Linked DNA regions of Mus musculus: region 2 is linked to region 1. Evidence: chromatin loops called from intact Hi-C (ENCODE). Cell type or tissue: heart. All regions are shown on one strand. Each heading gives the region's core, and the rest is flanking DNA. Links, peaks and the distances in the headings are about the cores only. Region 1 overlaps Zfp503 (zinc finger protein 503). Region 2 has its middle 54 kb from the start of Comtd1.

What was found. Hi-C counts contacts between places; a loop is a spot of excess contacts. Peaks named below come from ENCODE experiments on the same cell type or tissue, not always from the same donor. Only the 100,000 strongest peaks of a DNase experiment are listed, where the experiment ranks them.
Region 2: a loop joins it to region 1, with 9 times the contacts of the local background. A loop is called at or near these places in 3 of 42 quality-filtered maps.

The regions. Positions count from the first base shown.
Region 1 is chr14:21,976,979-21,985,418 of GRCm38, forward strand. It overlaps Zfp503 (zinc finger protein 503), which reads right to left. Exons shown (of 3, transcript NM_145459.3): 3 at 6,984-8,440. The coding sequence ends at 7,910. Among named protein-coding and RNA genes, the nearest start is that of A330001L22Rik, 8.3 kb to the right of the region's middle. In heart, for the core only: a CTCF peak has its summit at 4,626; DNase peaks (open chromatin) are centred at 4,633, 5,843, 6,233, 8,013 and 2 weaker places; H3K4me3 peaks cover 3,632 bases; H3K27ac peaks cover 2,848 bases; H3K27me3 peaks cover 2,472 bases.
Region 2 is chr14:21,898,682-21,907,121 of GRCm38, forward strand. No RefSeq gene overlaps it. Among named protein-coding and RNA genes, the nearest start is that of Comtd1, 54 kb to the left of the region's middle. In heart, for the core only: a CTCF peak has its summit at 4,940; a DNase peak (open chromatin) is centred at 6,470; H3K4me3 peaks cover 1,160 bases; H3K27ac peaks cover 3,979 bases; H3K27me3 peaks cover 155 bases.

The sequences.
Region 1 (8,440 bases), core at 84-8,083:
TTTTTTTTTTTTTTGTTACTGTCAGAAAGTGCAGTTTCTAACTAATGTACTGAAGTTCACCTTGGGCCTAGGTTTTAAGTCCAAACTTACAAGTTTCCTAAGGCCATGCATGTTCCTTTGTGTTCCCCAAACCCTTTGAAAGAATAGTTGCCCTTAAGACAAACAACTTGTTGCATATTTCTCTTTTTAAAAACTTAATTATGTGTGTGCATGTGTTATACATATGTAGGTATGTATGCCTTTTGTACGAACAAAGAAGGACATTGGGTGTAATGTTTTCTGACATCCTTATGTCTTCTTCCCTTGAAATGGAGTCTCTCATGGAACCTGGAACTCTGAACTCAGGTCCTCACTATGTGCAGGGGGCAATCTTACTTAGCCCTGTTCTTCATCTCTGTGCTCTCCTTTTGCCTCCCTTTTTCTAACACGTATCAACACCTGCTAGGTTTTATGTACCATGCTAGCAGAGGAGTTTTCTCCATTAACTCAACCTATAGACTTGGTAGACAATAGAAAAAAAATATCTGAGGCTGGGGATGTAGTTCAGTTGATCATGCTTAGTATGCATGAAACCCTGGGTTGGCTCTCCAACACTGCATCAACTGGGTATGGTAGTATAATCCCAGTACTCAAGGAGTGGAGGCCAGAGGACCAGCATTTCAATATCATCCTTGCCTACATAAAGAGTTCAAGGCCAGTCTGGAGTACATATGACCCTATCTTACAAAAGAAAAAAAATGTGTCTGGAAGATACCAGATAACTTCAGATACAGGACTTGGAGGATCCTATCTGGTTCTGACCCGAAAGCCTGTCTGAGGATTAGCTTTCATGGTACTGGAAGGTGCCATAAAAACTTCCAATGGAGAGAAGCAACCAGTTGTTCTTGTCATCTATGAGGCCATGAACTATAGCAATGGCCAGCATGGCATGACATTCCTAAGGGCATAATAGTGGCATGTGTACATTGGCAGTAACCAACAGCTCTTTGGTTGGACCAAAGGCCCACTCAACAAGAGGAAAATCATGCCTGGTACCAGAAACCAAGCCAATAACTAGAGGCTGGTTAGGTCGTGGATCCTGGAGAATCTACAACTGCCGCTTTACCAAACCAGCATCACCCCTAGAAATGTACCCACAGATGAATGTACTTATACCCACAGATGAGCGTAGTCCTTACCCCTCATCAAGAAAACGTTCTTTGCAACAGATGGAGACTATCACAGAAGACCACAGCCAATCAAAATGCAGAGAACCATGTTCTGGCTGGCCCTGACTGATGCATCTAGAACATAATTCCTGCACCTCAGTCTCAGAGATCATAGTGGAAAGGGCGCAGAAAGATTGTGAGAGCCAGAGGAACAGTGAGATTGTGTTTCCTAAAGATGTCAGAGAAATGATGAGACCCATGAAGTCTCATCAGAATAGCTGTATAAGTAAAATCTGAACAAGGATACCAAATAGACATGCCTTTTGTACAAACAGGATGGGAGAAAGCTCACAAGGCCTCAGCTATAGATCAAGAACCGCAGGCAACTAAGGGATGCTCAGAGTGGGAGAAACAGGCATGCCCAGGGAAAGGCACACCAATCGATCACCAACACCAAGTGGTCATCCCAGGGAGCTTTCAGAAATTAGGGTGGTAACAGCTAAGGCCAAAGGAGGAGTTTGGAGTTAGCAATATGAAAGAGCATGTGGGGGCAGGCCCAGAGTCCAGTGCTGCGTTATAGGAACACATCTTTGTTCCCCCTTTGTTCCTCACTTGTGAGATGGGGAAGGCAACAGAGATAGATACCTATAAACGTATGGAAACGTAAGGAGCATCAGCATCTGAGGCAGCATGCCATTCACCTGTATGCACAGCCACAGGTCACTTTGGAGAGGACTTCACCGTTGTATCTGTCTTACTCCTGGTTACACAGCTGTGGGGAAATCCTCGTCAATCCTTATCCCTGTCCCAGTGGCTTTCATATGTCTACTCTCACCTCTGTGTAAATACAGAGTGTAAAAAGGGGGAGACCTGGAGGTGAGGATTGAGACAACTTCCTTCCTTCCTTCCTTCCTTCCTTCCTTCCTTCCTTCCTTCCTTCCTTCCTTCCTCATTCATTCATTCATTCATTCATTCATTCATTCATTCATTCATTTTTTGAGATAGGGTCTCACCATGTAGCCCCAATGTCCTGGAACTTAGTGTGTAGACCAGATTGGCCTTGAACTCACAGAGATCTGCCTGCCCCTGCCTCCTGAGTGCAGAGAGTAAAGTTGTAGCTAATAGACTCAGCCTAGTATTGGGATAATTTTGAGGGTGGTATATTAGTCACTTTTTTTTTTTGTTGTTGCTATGAAAAATTACCTGGCAAAAGTAACTCTACAGAAGAAGGACTCACTTTGGGTCCCATTTGGGGGACACAGTTCATCACATTAGGAAGACACGGTAGCTGGAGCATTGTCCATAGGGCAGAGGGATCTGCTCATGCTTGAGCAGATCAGAAAGCAGAGAAAGATCAGAAAGTTGGCTGAGCTATTAACCTCAAAGCCTGTCCACAATAACTTACCCTTTCAGCCAGCCCCCACCTCCTGAGACGATTCCAGCACTAGCTGCTGGGCTATGTTCAAACACATAAGTTTGTGAGGGTCCCTCACACTTGCGCAGTAACAGGGGCAGAGAGAGAGGGTGGGGGAGGGGGAAGAAGGCATTCCAGGGGAGGACCATACGATTGGCATAACTGAGTAGGAGATTGGGGTTTAGCTAGCAGGTAGAGGGTTTGAACTGTGTTTGTGGAGCCATGGAGAGCACCAAATAGGACTCATCAGAAGAGGAACCATGATCACAGGTACCCTGGAGAAGCTACTGGGTCAAGGGAGCCACAGACAGCTCTTCAGGCTTTACTGAGAGCCACGGTAAAGGCTCAGTGTAGGTCAGATAGGAACTTGGACACTTCAGATTTTAATTATTGTTGATTTTTCCCACCCATGCTGAGAATCAGACCCAGGCCCCACATGTGCTTGGCACATGATCTATCATTGAGCTGTTCCCAACCCTTATATTTAGTATCTTATTTGAGGCTCCAAATCACTCCCGGTAGGATGGAATTAGTGTCTCCATTTTACTGATGAGAACATGGAGGAGAAGAGGAAGGGAGGCATAGAATAAGCCAAGGAGGAGCTAAGAGCCTGGCTCACTCAGTCCTGAACCTGTTCCTTCTACTGTAGCTTATGGTTTTAAGCTGTCACATGCTACAGTAGAAGGGACACTTTGAGAATGTCTCCTACTGCCACACCAGACTGGGACTCAAAGTATTTTACAGACACCTTCTACAAGCACTCCACTGGCACCCATCCCCACCCCTGATTCCAGGCACATTCTGGGATCAGCACCTCCCATTTCAGGCCGGTGGTCTGCTAGATAGGAACCCACATATTCCATATCAAAGATGCCAGCCTAGGCACCCGTCGGATCTCTGAGTAGACGTGACTGACATCTGAGGAGATAAAGTTGCAGGATGGCGGCAGTGGGCTTTTGGATAGGGTAGAGAGGACATGAGTGTGCCCATGAGTTGACAGTTTCTTAGGTTGGAAGAGAGTTCATGGGAGTCCCTCACACCATTACTTCAATCTCCGTGTTTGGAAAAGTCTTCATAATAAAAATTAAGATAACTCAGAGGACCTCCCCTGCCCACCCCCATACCAGATAAGTCAACGTCTGGTTTCGGGCATTGCCCTATTTTAAAATCTCCTCCTGTAGGGGCAGCCAAGGTGAGAATCCTGCTTATGCAGCTTGAAAGCCTCAAGGTAGAGTCATGCCCAGCCTCAGCTTCCTCATTTGGAAAATGGGGTAAATGACCCCATGGCGGTGTTGTGAAGGTTAAATAGGATGAACACTAACATGTTGGCTGTAGTCATTAAGAGAAGCAAGGTCACAACTCACAGCAAAGATGTGGGGGTCACTTAGCTTCTCCACCAGAGGAAAGGAAACATGTTGGATAGAATTGAATGGAGAAGGCTTTGTCCTCTAGCCCTACCATTCACTTCCCGGACTTTGTCTTAGTTTCCCCATTGAGGTGAAAGACCTGTAGAGAGACCTCAAGAGGCTTCTGTGAGCTGTCTCCTGGCCTGTGAAACAGGCACCCCAGAGGACTCTGAGTCTCATCCTCTATCTAGGCCACCTGCTCCAAGCAGAAGATGTTTGCACACCCAAGAGCATGCAAGACAGGGCGGGAGTGTGTGTGTGTGTTACTGGAGCCTTGAGAGTGACAGTTGAAGCGTCTCGAAGTTAGGTGGGACATGTGAGACCTGTAAGCGCGAAGTGTGTGTGTGTGTGTGTGTGTGTGTGTGTGTGGTGGTGGTGGTGGTGGTGGTGGTGGTGGTGGTGGTGGTGGTGGTGTAGGGAGCAGCCAGCTAAACTGGAAGCTACATGGGTAGAAGAGGAGCAAGGAGGTGGTTTGCAAGCAAGGAGATGGCTTGCAGCAAGAAATGACTGAGGAATGACAGGTTGGGGGACCCCTGAAAGCAGGAAAGGTGGAGGCGGCTTGGGGTCCTGGGGTGACCACCCAGCCTGAGGCCTTTGGGCTGGCCTGGGTTCCTGGTATTTTCCCCGGCTCTGTTGGGATCTGCAGTGCCGCCTAGCGGACATGCTCGCGGTTCAGGCTCCGGCCGACGACTGCAGCGCTCGGGCGCTCTCCACAACTGCGGAGAGAGTGGCTGAGAGGCGGAGGAGGGGAAGGCTCCAGGATGGCGTGGGGAGGGGCGCATGTCTCTCCTGGGAGGCTCGAGAACTCCGCCCGGACCCGCAACACGTACTGGCATCCTCCATCCTATAACTGCCCCAGAGTGACTTGGCTCTATCCCACATGTCGGGAATCTTTCCTGGCCTTAACCTCCCCCCCCCCCGCCCCCAGCCCCGAGGTTCTGGGATTTTGCTGCTTATGCCTAACTTCTCCCAGAAGAGCGTTTTATTAAAGTTTTTCTTTCTTTCTTTCTTTCTTTCTTTCTTTCTTTCTTTCTTTCTTTCTTTCTTTCTTTCTTTCTTTCTTTCTTTCTTTCTTTCTGGTTTTGTTTTGGCTAATATAATGCCAAGAAGGAGCTCGAAAGCTCGAACGTCCCAGTAGTCTTTCTGCAGGTCCCAGGCTTAAATTGCAGGGCTGAGGAATGTGTAGGCCTTTCCTATCAGAGCGGGTTTTTTTTTTTCTTTTTTTTTCTTTTCTTTTCTGGTGGGCAGGGCGAAGCGACAAAAGAACCTCTGCCCAAAGATGCAAGGTCGTGGTGGGCGAAGCTTGTGGGTCCCAATGCCAGCGGCCTGTGGCTGGTACTGGTGAGGGGGCTTAGACAGCGGCCTGCCTTTCAGATCCCAAGGCCGGGGTCCTGAGATGTGGGGGGCTTCCATGGCATCATCTACTTCCCAACCTGGTGGTGTTCGGAGTTTGTCCAAGCACCTGGGGTGGTGAGCTGGCCCATGTTCTCAAGAAGCTCAGGCCAGCCTAGTGTCTCTCCTCCGAACCAGAGTGGCAGCAAGGCCGCAGTGTTCCTTCTCCTGGCGCCAGGTCTGGGTGCCAGAGTTTCAGGCCGGCAGGCTGCACCCTTCGGGGAAGCAGCAAAGAAGCCAGAGTCTTCCCAAAGTCTGCTCCTGCGCCGGTCCGCTGTGCGTGCCACCCGGGGGAAGGTTCCCCCTGCGTTAGGCTGGTGCTAAGGAGCAGGGTGGGAAAAAAAAATCTAAAAAGCCACTGAGTCCTATGCAAATGGCATCAGGGCCCGGGTGGCTGTTCCTCCCAAGGTCCAAAGCGGAGGGTAGACTTGGCGCGTGGCTCAAAGACGACAGAGAGAGCTGGGACAGAGGGAAGCCAGAGGCTGGGAGAACCCAGAAAGGCCTAACTCCAGGAGGGTGCGCCATGGGGTGCGCGCTCTACGTCCTTAACTCTCTGGTCCCAGGATCCACCGAAGGGTGTCCTGTGCCCAGCGCTCCAACAGCTGAAGAACTCCAGCTCCAGCAAGGGCCTCTAGGTCTCGCTGAGACCGGGCCATCTCCCTACCCTGTTCTTCCCAGCTTCTGCTGCCGGGTGATGAGGCTCAAGTTGGGAAGAAGGGAGAACGCAGCGGGGATCCACACATGGATCCTGCCGCGCCGTTCGCCCTGAACAGCACAAAATCGCTTCTGCGAGGTGAAGCAGGGCCGCCAAGACGCCTCGCATTGCTGAGTTTAAAAGGGGATTTTTGGGTTCCTGGAGCCGGAGCGCACTCTTGCAACCCGGACTGGGCAACCGCACAGCTGCGGAGCGATCTGGACAGGGAAAAGCAGCCTGGGAGAAGGCCTGCCATCCGCTCTAACTCCAGCAGGAAGAAGACAGGCGGCGGGTGGGGTGGGGTGGGCAGGGTGTGAAGGGGGTTGGGATATTTGACTATCTCTAGGTCTAAAAAACTCACTTTGTTCCCGAAGGACAAGAAGGTCCTGCCGGCTCTCTCCAGGTCAGCAAATGTCCTCCCATCCCTGCTAGTCTGTCCCGGCTGTCTGCCCCAGGCCGGGGATGCTTGAACTGCGAACAGGGGAACGGCTAGGCAGTCGCGTGTCCCGGGGGTAGGGGGGCCTCTGGCTCAGCCGGGCGAGTCCCAGCCTGCTCTACTCTTTGCACAAAACGAAACTCAAACGCCCCCCCCCACCCTTAAAATGGAAATTTAACAAAAGCCAAAGCTTCTATTTTCTCTGCTTTCACTTTTCACACAGCAGCTTCCCAGAGATTTAAATAAAAACGAAATGAGCAATTAGCTAAGGCTACTATCTTTCCACATTGGAATTCTTTCTTGAAAAAAACATTTTCCCCTAAGGCCAATCATTCAGCTGGCCAGCCCTTCTGAAGCTTTCGCCTATTCAAGAAAATCACAACAAAGCAGTAGGAAATTCATAGCCACGATCCTGGGCTGAAGATATTAGGGAGGTCCCGGGAATCCGCAGCGGCTGAAACCGCTTTAATAAAAGGAAAAAATAAAAAGATAATAAGAAGTAAAACCTTTTAATACATCAAATATACGGAATTTTAATCTTTAAAGCGATACATTGTCTATTATTTTAGCACATGACGTAAACCTTGTCCCCTTCTCAGCGGGTGGACTTAAAAATTAAAAATAGTTAAGTGTTCCTTTTAAAGAACAAAATAAGGCAAATGAGGTTTTGGAATAGAATTGTTTTTCCTTTTTTTTTGTTTTCTTCCAGAATACATACAAAAAAATACCCATTCTCTTTCGATGGTATACACCTTAAAAATAATTGCAATTTGAAATCAGAGTTGACAAATTGTGACTTATTTTGTTTCGTCGTTTTCATTTCTTTTTTGTAACAAACATGCATGTAAATTTGAGTTTCAATCAGACATTAAATAAGAACGCACAATACAATCATAGCAATTTTAAAGTAACATTAAAGAGAAGACCCCTAATTCTGTAGCGGCTTTGTTTTTATTTATACTCTACAAGGGATCGGAGGGTTTGTTTTCCACATATTTACCCTCGAGTTTTAATTCCCCCCCTCCTCCTTTTAACCTACGGAGCTCAAACTAAATAATGCACTTTTGAACCACGGGTCCGCTTGGAGCTAACATAAATAAATACCAATGTTCACCGGCGAAGTCCTCAGATGAACACTTTTTCAATTAGTTTTCCTTCTTTTTCTATAAAAAGTCAAATGATTTTTTTTCAACTTTTATAAAGTTTGATTGGGGGAGTAGGGGTGGAGGAGAAGTTTCGCATCCAGGCTCTCTCGATCTCTGTGGTTGGGTGGATAGGTAAGATTTAAACTTTCTTTTCCCTTCCGTAGCCCGGGTCTTCTGCCCCTGCGGGTGTCAGGAACCTCGCTCGGGTCCTGCCCCTCCCTCGCTCCTCCCATCCCCCAGATCCTTCCTCTTTCCAAATTCCTCTGGGCCGCCCTCACTGATACCCCAGTGCGGAGGCAGTGGTCAGTCTCTGTCCGTAGAGGGCATAAGGGGAGTAGTATGGTCCGGTGGCGGCAGGCACCGGCACTGGGGCACCGGGCGTGGGGAGCGGGCTCTTGGAATACGGGTGGTAGCGGCTGCTGAGTCCCAGTGCGTGGTGGGGGCTGCGCAGCGCCAGAGTCCCTGGGCTGCCCGGTGCGCCCGACGTGGGGATGTGCATGTGACAAGCCATGGCTGCTGCTGCGGCGCTGGCGAGAGACGAAGAACTGGGGTAGCCCGACAGCAGTTTGTCTGTCCCTGGGAAGGCCGTATGGGTCCGCAAGTGGCTCAGCAGCTCTTCGGAAGTGGCGAAGCGCTTGTCGCACGGCCCATTAGCAGACACCCAGTTGCAGATGTGGGGGAGCGGGTCGTTAGGGAGCATGAAACCGTAGGGGTAGAGGGGGTGGCCGGCTAGGGAGGGTGGTGTGGCGCCCGCAGCGGCCGCAGCCGTCAGCGAGGAGTGAACGCCGTGCAGTGGGTGCGTGGG
Region 2 (8,440 bases), core at 378-8,377, 78 kb before region 1:
ACACATACACACACATGCACACACACACATACACACACACATACACACACATGCACACAAACATACACACACATACACACACACACACACACACACACACACACACACACACACCCGTATGTATTTACTTATCCATTCATCTGTTGGCAGATGACTTGGGTCATGTCCATATTTTTGCCACCGAGAGTAGATTTTAAAAAAAATTTTTAAGATAACATTTACTTACTGTATGTATGAGCATGTGTGCTGTGGTATGTGTGTGTTTGTAAGTCATAGGACAGTCACAGAATCTATTTTCTCCTTCTATCTACTATGTGGATCTCAGGGTTTGAACTGAGGCTCAGGCTTGGCTGCAAGCACCTTTACTCACTGAGCCATCTTGCCAGCTGTCATCATTATGCTTGCTGCTGTTATGACCGAGTCTCTATTCACTTTTGGTGTCTAATGTCCCAGATATGGACCTTGGCTTGTCTGGGGTGGGAGTTGGATACTTCTGTGGGTCTCTCCATGTGAATTCTGTATGGGAGTCAGTTTAGACTTTCTCACAGCTATGTTCCAGATGCAATGAAGACGGGTTTCTCCCTAGCATCTAGTCCAGATGCTGATAGAGACGGGTTTCTCCCAACATCTAGTCCAGATGCTGATAGAGACGGGTTTCTCCCTAGCATCTAGTTCAGATGCTGATAGAGACAGGTTTCTCCCTAGCATCTAGTCCAGATGCTGATAGAGACGGGTTTCTCCCTAGCATCTAGTTCAGATGCTGATAGAGACAGGTATCTCCCAACATCTAGTCCAGATGCTGATAGAGACGGGTTTCTCCCTAGCATCTAGTCCAGATGCTGATAGAGACAGGTTTCTCCCAACATCTAGTCCAGATGCTGATAGAGACGGGTTTCTCCCAACATCTAGTCCAGATGCTGATAGAGACGGGTTTCTCCCAACATCTAGTCCAGATGCTGATAGAGACGGGTTTCTCCATCCCTGAGGGCCAGATGCCTGCTATTCAGGGCCTCTGTCTGTACTAGTTTCTCGGAATTTTTTTCCCTCTGGACTTCCAGAGTCCTCAGCAGAGATTCTGCCTTTGCTGTCTGCTTGTCCCCAACACCCAGAAACTCCTGACACACAGCAGGCACTCAATAAATAATTGTGGTTTTTGGTTCGTTTGTTTTTTCTTCCTTTTAAGTGTAAGGACTCACTAGCATCCCAGACTTGCCACCTTCCAGCATCAGCCTTCTGAGTGTTAGAATTTTAAACCATCATGTCCCTTTCCCTCCCTCCTTGCTCATGCCTATGTGCCTGCCTGTCCGTTGTCTATTTGTCTGTCCCTCCCTCCTCTTGAGACCTTCCTTTTCTTTCTTTCCCTATTATCCTCACCCATCTAATCCTCCTCAGGATTCTTAAGGTGTCATTTGAATGTGACAAATGTGACACCCTAGCACAACTTGGCTCATAAATGTATTATTCTTTTTTTTTCCTCCCAGAAGTAATATCACACAAGATTGGCTCATGATATGTTTATAGTTAACTAAAATTTCCAATTGATTTTTTATTCCTCTGCTGTGCCAGGTCTCTCCCATGTGTCCAGGGATTTTGTTATCAGAACAGAACTGGTCCTCTGGCCCTGAAAAGAGCGTCTAAGATAAAAACTGGGTGGCCGTGCTCAGCTACCTGGGAAACTGAGGCAGAAGGATTACTTGAACCTAGGAGTTTGAGCCCAGCTCAGGAAGTACAGTGCAACCCTGTCTTGAGGATGGAGGGCAGTGGCACCTGAGAAGTGGGATCCAGGACTATGTCTGAAGCAGATGGAGGGTCAGCATTTTGGGAAAAAAAAAGTGTCACACAAAGAAACACCCAAATAAAGCAAAATTAAGGAACATGGCAAGGCTGTCTGTCTTTCTGTCTCTCTTCCTTTCTTTATTTTTTCTTTTGTAAAAATGATGTGCCATGACCCAAACTTGGCTAGTAAGTAGCTCACATGTCTTATATTCATAAGGGGAAGCTTGGCTGTTCCTCATTGGCTGAGGTTCAAATTCATAATATACTCCTAATTGGCTAATTTGGAAAGCAACATGCGAATGAAGGGGAAGGGGAAGGGGAAGGGGGGCTGGCCACTTGGGGGAGAAGTTCCAGGAAAGCAACAGGCCTTTGTGTAAACAAAAGTTTTATGGTGGGGGAGATTAAAATATTTGCATAAAAGTTTTATAAGATGGGGTCTGCTTAAAAGATTTGCATAAAAGTTTTATAAGCTAAAGGAGATTAAAGATTTGCATAAAACTTTTTACAAGGTAGGGGATATTGGCCCTTGGCGCTAGTCATCTTTGGTAGAAAAAAATCCCTTTTCTCACAAGCTTGTGCCTGGCTTCCTGCTGGGGTGGCTTGGGGAATGGGTCAGGTGGCTAACTGCAGAAGCTGGGGTGACCACCACTCATCCTTGCCTTTCTTGCTTGGGAGAGGAACAAATCAGAGAATGAAAAGAGCCATTTTAGAGGGGGTTCATCAATCCATCACCTGGGCTGGTCCTGGGAGCATCGAGATTCAGGAATGCAGCTGTTTAGACTTACTGTCTGCCAGGAAGGGTGCAGGTGAGTCTTGCAGGAGAGGATTGTTTGCAGCCTTCTCTGCTCTGTGATCCAGTGGTCTTGTTTATTTTCATTGCAATGGAAAATAAAAAAAGAATCATAGATGCATCCTCCTAAAATTGGCCTGTCCCCTGAACTCTTGTATGAAGACTTTTTTTTAGCTTGCAAGAAGTCTATTTTCATCAAGGTAGGGAATGTACTAGCTTACCTTGTGGGAAAGTTTTATATGGAGCAGGATCCAGTACTGATGAGATAAGAAGACCAGACAGGTCACTGAGACCCATCACTAATGGGTTCACTGCTGGGCTTCACTGGTGCTTGTGTAGCTTGGTTTCTTGCAGGCAGTAGCTGTAGCACTCGAAGCTATGGAAGTCATAGCTTTACAATACCCAATCCAGAAGGTCTGAAAAGGGGCTGATAGAGTGCTGGTCCTGGCCTTCAACCTCATAAAACTGGGTATGGTGACACGTGCCTGGGATCTCAGCTGTCTGGAGGTAGAGGCAGGAGGGCCAGAAGTTTAAGGTCAATCTTGAACGTAGGATAAATGAGACTCTGTCTCAGATAACAATAACAAAGCCCACAAAAGACAATAACAATAAATATTTGAAGAGATTGAGAAATGTTTCTCTCAGAATCAGTCTATGAAGTTTCGCTGAAGGTATACGACTTGCTTAGCATGAGTCATGTGGTTATCCCTGAGTCAATCATTTTGACAGGAAGATGGGATACAGTGATTGACTAGGCCCAAGTCATACCAGGGTCTTTTCCAGGGACTGGCTATCTCACCATTATGTTAAGAGAAAAAAAACCGCAATGAAACCAGGCATTGGCCTATGATCGGTCAGTAAGAGAATTGAAGCTATGCTGTCTTCTCTTGGGGTCTACCTGGTATAGCATTCACACTTCTCTCACCTACCTCTTCATTCTCCTGCGTGGACTTAAACATCAGCCTTTTCTTCCCTCCTCAGTGTGTATGTATATGGATCAAAATGGCTTTCCCAAGCCCCAGCCACTGCATAGCTTTCAGAAACCCAACACTACCTGTGGCTGAGTTCATACTTCAAGGAAGAGAGAACCTGATTGGCTGCAGAGATAGGTGTTATCTTTTTATTACCGTTATTGATTTTGTTCTGCTGGAGATGGAGAGATAGGTGTTTAATAAACGACAGACTGGTCATCAGTGGCAAAGGATATTGTTAACAGGGTTCAAACATGGCTTGGAAGGACCAGTTTCTAAGAAAAGAGGCTGAGGGTGGGGTAGGTATGGCAGAGCAAGGAGGCTAGCAAGGGCCAGGGAACGCAGAGGACAGTAACACACATTGCCTTGACCTCAAGTAGTTTCAAGCATAATTTGACATTGACTGTGACTAATGGCCACAGGGTATCAGAGGAGGGTAAGGCCAGTGATGACCGCAGGCGGCAAGGATGGTAGTGGCCTCTGGGGAGGCAGAAAGGAAGGCATAAGGTTTTCTGCAGTTTGCAGTAGAGGGGTTCAGTACTCTCCTCTCTGTCTCCTCTGAAAACACCAATCTACTTAGATGACCCAGAATGGCCATCCCTCTGTGTCAGGATGCATGTATTAAAAACTATAAGCAGTTTTCATGACTTTTTTGAAAGTCACATTTACTCCCTGCTAAAAAGCCAAGGATGGGGACATAAATAGAAATAACTCCCTCTCTCTCAAAGCTCCAAGGTTAAGAGCAGGCCAATAATCCTCTGCTTTTGGAGACTATAAACAAATCCGTGAGGGCCTCCAGGCAAGGATTCTACTTTTATTTTGTGGTCCAGAAGCATTCTGGATTTGCCCAAGGCCTCAAATCTGGGACTGGAATGAAGCTGCTGGCTGCCAGCCCCTGGATAGACCTGGCCAATCTCTGTGTGAAAGGTGTGGGGGACTACCCCACCTTACAGAGGGACTAAAGACCAGGCCTAGGGATGGATGTGTGGCTCAAGCCAAATCCAGACAGGGGCCAGCAACTCCTCAGAAAAGGGGCTGAAGTTCCATTCAGAGTGTCTTATCTGGACAGACCTCCTTTCCTGCTGGGGGGAAAGGAAGAAAGAATTTTTCTCTGCTGTTTCTTCTCTTTCAGACAGATCAGAGTTCAGATGCTACCCCCTCCCCCCAGCTAAGTTCAACTGACAGGGGATTGTGGGGGGCACTATGAAAGGGGCCTTTACCCAAGTCATACAGGGAGCTGGGGGTCTTGGGTCACCGGCTCCGGAGCACCTGGCTTTGGATTTGGATACAGTTTCCAGCACACAGTGGTTTGTATTCATTCTCAGGACCTGAAAGCTATAATTGCAAGTGCTGTAAGCTCAAAGCCTTCACAGTCTTGTCACTGCTGTGGTGTCTCCTCATGGTGTCACTCACGGGCTGCCTCACTAAAATGTCAGGGACCCAAACCTCACTTGACCTCAGAGAGGCCCCGAAGGCAAAAATCTCGCAAGAGGACAGAGGCTCCAGAGGAGGGGTCCTGAGGAAGGAAGAGAGGGTCTGGCAAGGAGGACAGAGGGGCTGGGCGGAAGAAGAGGGAGCCAGGGAGGCGGGTGAGGGCCATGGCGAGGGCCCCTTGTCAAGGGTCTATCTGCAGGATGATTGATGCGAGCCCGGGTTTTTCTGTCAGCCTGTCACGGCGCAGGAATGTTTAATGTTCTCATTATTGGTTACGCTGTTGTGTATATTTCTCTGTCAGCACCACGGACCCAGCTGAACTGGCAGAGCACTTCAAAGGCCTGCGGGTCATTCATCATCCCCATGACGCCCAGGCAAACGCTCAGCTTCAGCTCCGCGCCAGGGATTTGTTATGACTTGCAAGCGGACTGACAGACAGGGCTATGGCAAGGAGGGGACAAGGGCTGCAGAAGGCCCCCTCCGACCCTTTTTTTGTCACTCTGGGTTCAGGGCCGTGCCTTTGTGCCTCCAAGACCAGCTAGGGGTGACCCTTCAGCACACGTGTGTGCTGGGTCAAGAGTACAGGGTAAACTTGGGTGAGGGGCTCCCTAAAGCACCCCAAATCCTCTCCCTGTCCTCTCTCCTCTGGATACTTAGTGGTATCCCCCCTAAAGTTATGCTGAAGTTAGGTAGTAGTGGTGAGGGGAACCCAAACTTGCAGGGCCAGGGAGGGGTGGGGGGGCAGGGAGAGCCGGGAACATGGGGGCTTTGTTCCCTTTCCCAAGCCTGACATGATTAATCGTTTTCTTCTGATCTAATTTTGGAACATGAAAAACAGCACATTTGTCTTGAAGAAAAATGATGTGCCGAACTGCGCAGATGGAAATTTCGAGCAACGAGAAAGATTAAAGTGAAACCCCACTCCTTAGACCTAATCATGAGTTGTAGATTATTCTGTCGGCCCAGCCAGATGGTAGCTCTGATTCCACGGCCCCTTCTTATATTAATGAATACTAGACTGTTATATTTGACTTAGGTAAGTGAAATGTCTATCAGAGCTAATGGGCTGCCAGCCAGCATAACACATGTTGTACCGCTAAGGGTCCTTGCTGCATTTTTCATGTTTTATACTAATGTAGAACATTTTGTTTCCTACTGGTTTTCATCATTGTCACTGTTTGCTAAATATTTTCGCATGGAAAGGGTGGGGGAGGGAAGCAGAGTCAGGAGGAAAAAGAACCCCCCCTCCCCAAACTTGTGTCCAAAGCTAATTTCCTCCCGCCGGGCTTGGCTATAACTCTGCAAGTAAAAACAGTCACTCGGAGCAATGCGTACAGGAACTCAATAGTAACGTGATTAAGTCCCTAGTCAAGGAGACTACACTCGACTCTATGTTAACAAACCTAATTATAGCCCTGTAGTGATAAATAGGGCCCAGGTCCTTGCTGCATATCTCTGAGGTCACGTTCAGAGAGCGGTTTGACCATCTCTCGTCTCTGGGGAGGGAACTGTCCTGGGGAGGCATCCCAGGCCCAGCATAGCAGAGAGGCGGTTCTCTCTGACCCAGTTGTTCAGTCCCTGGGGAGGGTGAGTAGATGCCAGGCAGTTTTCAGAGCAGAAGGTCTGAGGTGTAAGTAACTTTGGGCTTTGCTGCAGGAAGTGGGAACTGTCATCTCTGCCTTTCTCATCAGTGACCCCAGGCAAGCCTCTGAGGTGGTGACTCCCCTTGGACCAAGCAGATGATAGCTCAGATCTGCCTTCTTCCTCCCGACTTCTCTGAGCAGGAGAGACCTGGAAAAGCTTGCTGTTGTTGAGGAAGCCCAATATTCCTTCCTTAAGAAGGAAGGCGTGGTATCCTGGAAAACGGGGAGTCCTGATGATGGAACCTGAAAGCTGTTTGGGACAGATGACATGGGGTTGTGGATCATTTTCAAGGGACAGTGTCCTAAGAATAGAAGGGAACCCACATCTGTGAACACCACAAGATGCAGCTCAAAGCCTTGGCTGGCAGTAGGTGGCCCCCCTTCAGCTTCTCCTGCCTCATTTCTCACCTGTCCTCAACCATGAGCCCCACATTTCTGCTTCATGAACCTTTTTAGTGTCCCTAAGATTACCAGGCTCATATAGAACAATGTGCTCGTGCCCATTTTATTTCTGACTCTCCGAGCCCTCTGGCTTCTTTCTCTGGAAACCCTCTACACATTTAAAGACCCATCTCCCATGTCTTTACTCTGTCACATTTGGGGACATCCTCTAGATGTCATACTTAGGCACTTCACTCTCTGGATCCCCAGTAGGATTTAGCTGTGTCCCCATAACTCCTATGTTGAATCCTTGATATCTGACTGGTAGCACTGTTAGGGAGACCCTGGAAACGGCATGGAGCCTGGCTAGAGGAAGTAGGCTATGGCTGAGCGTGCCTTTAAGGCCATGGCTGGTCCTTAGATCCATCTTCAGTTTTGCTTCCTGTCTGCCACAAGGTGGGTAGCTTCTTTCTGCATACCCCCCCCCCGTCCCCCGCCACTATGTTTTAACCAGATAGTAGACACAGAGACAAGGACTGGAGTGACTGTGAATGAAGCCTCCTGAAGCTGAGCTAAAAGGAATCTCCTTTAACTTGTTTCTGTCAGGGAACTGGTCACACTGACAAGAGAGGAACTAATAACACCGAAGTAACACCAAAGCGGTCTTTTTAAACACTAAACAACTTTTAATGCTTACATTCTGGGAAGCAGAGGTAGGCAGATCTCTGTTAGTTTGAGGTAAGCCTAGTTAAGGTTAGCCAGAATCTCATAGTAAGACCCTGTCTCAAAGGTATCTATTAGCTTATATTAATTACACATAATAATACATTCCACTAAAATATTTTCATGCATGTATATAATGTATTTGGATCATCTTCACTCCATAACCCATTCTTATTCCTTCTGTCTCCCTTTGCTCCTTCATTCTAACTGGTCCCCCTTGTATTTTGATATTTTTTCATTTTGTGTGTGTGTGTGTGTGTGTGTGTGTGTGTGTGTGTGTGTAGACACCCATGGAAACAGAAGAGGATGATAGATCTCTTTAAAAAAAACTCACTGGGATACACAGAGAAAGGAGGGAGAAGGGAGGAAGGGAAGGAGGGAGGGATGGACAGAGGGAGAAGATGCCAGAGTACAAAGGGGACCAGTTGGAGAGAAGCTGCACTACTCGAGTAAATTACCTGCCTAGAGATCCCAAGGGAGGGGTGGGGTTTATTTTGGCTCACAGGTTCAGAGAGAAAGAGGCCCTCACGGGGAGGGAGGCCTGGTAGCAGGCTGTAGGAAGCTGAGCAACCGACCACATTTTCATCTACACACAGGAAACAGAATGAACAGGAAGTGAGACCAGGTTGTAAACCCTTAACTGCCTCACATGCCACCCTCCCTCCCTGCAAGGCTGAGCCTCCTAAGGTTCCATGACCTTCCCAAACGGGGCCACCCACTGG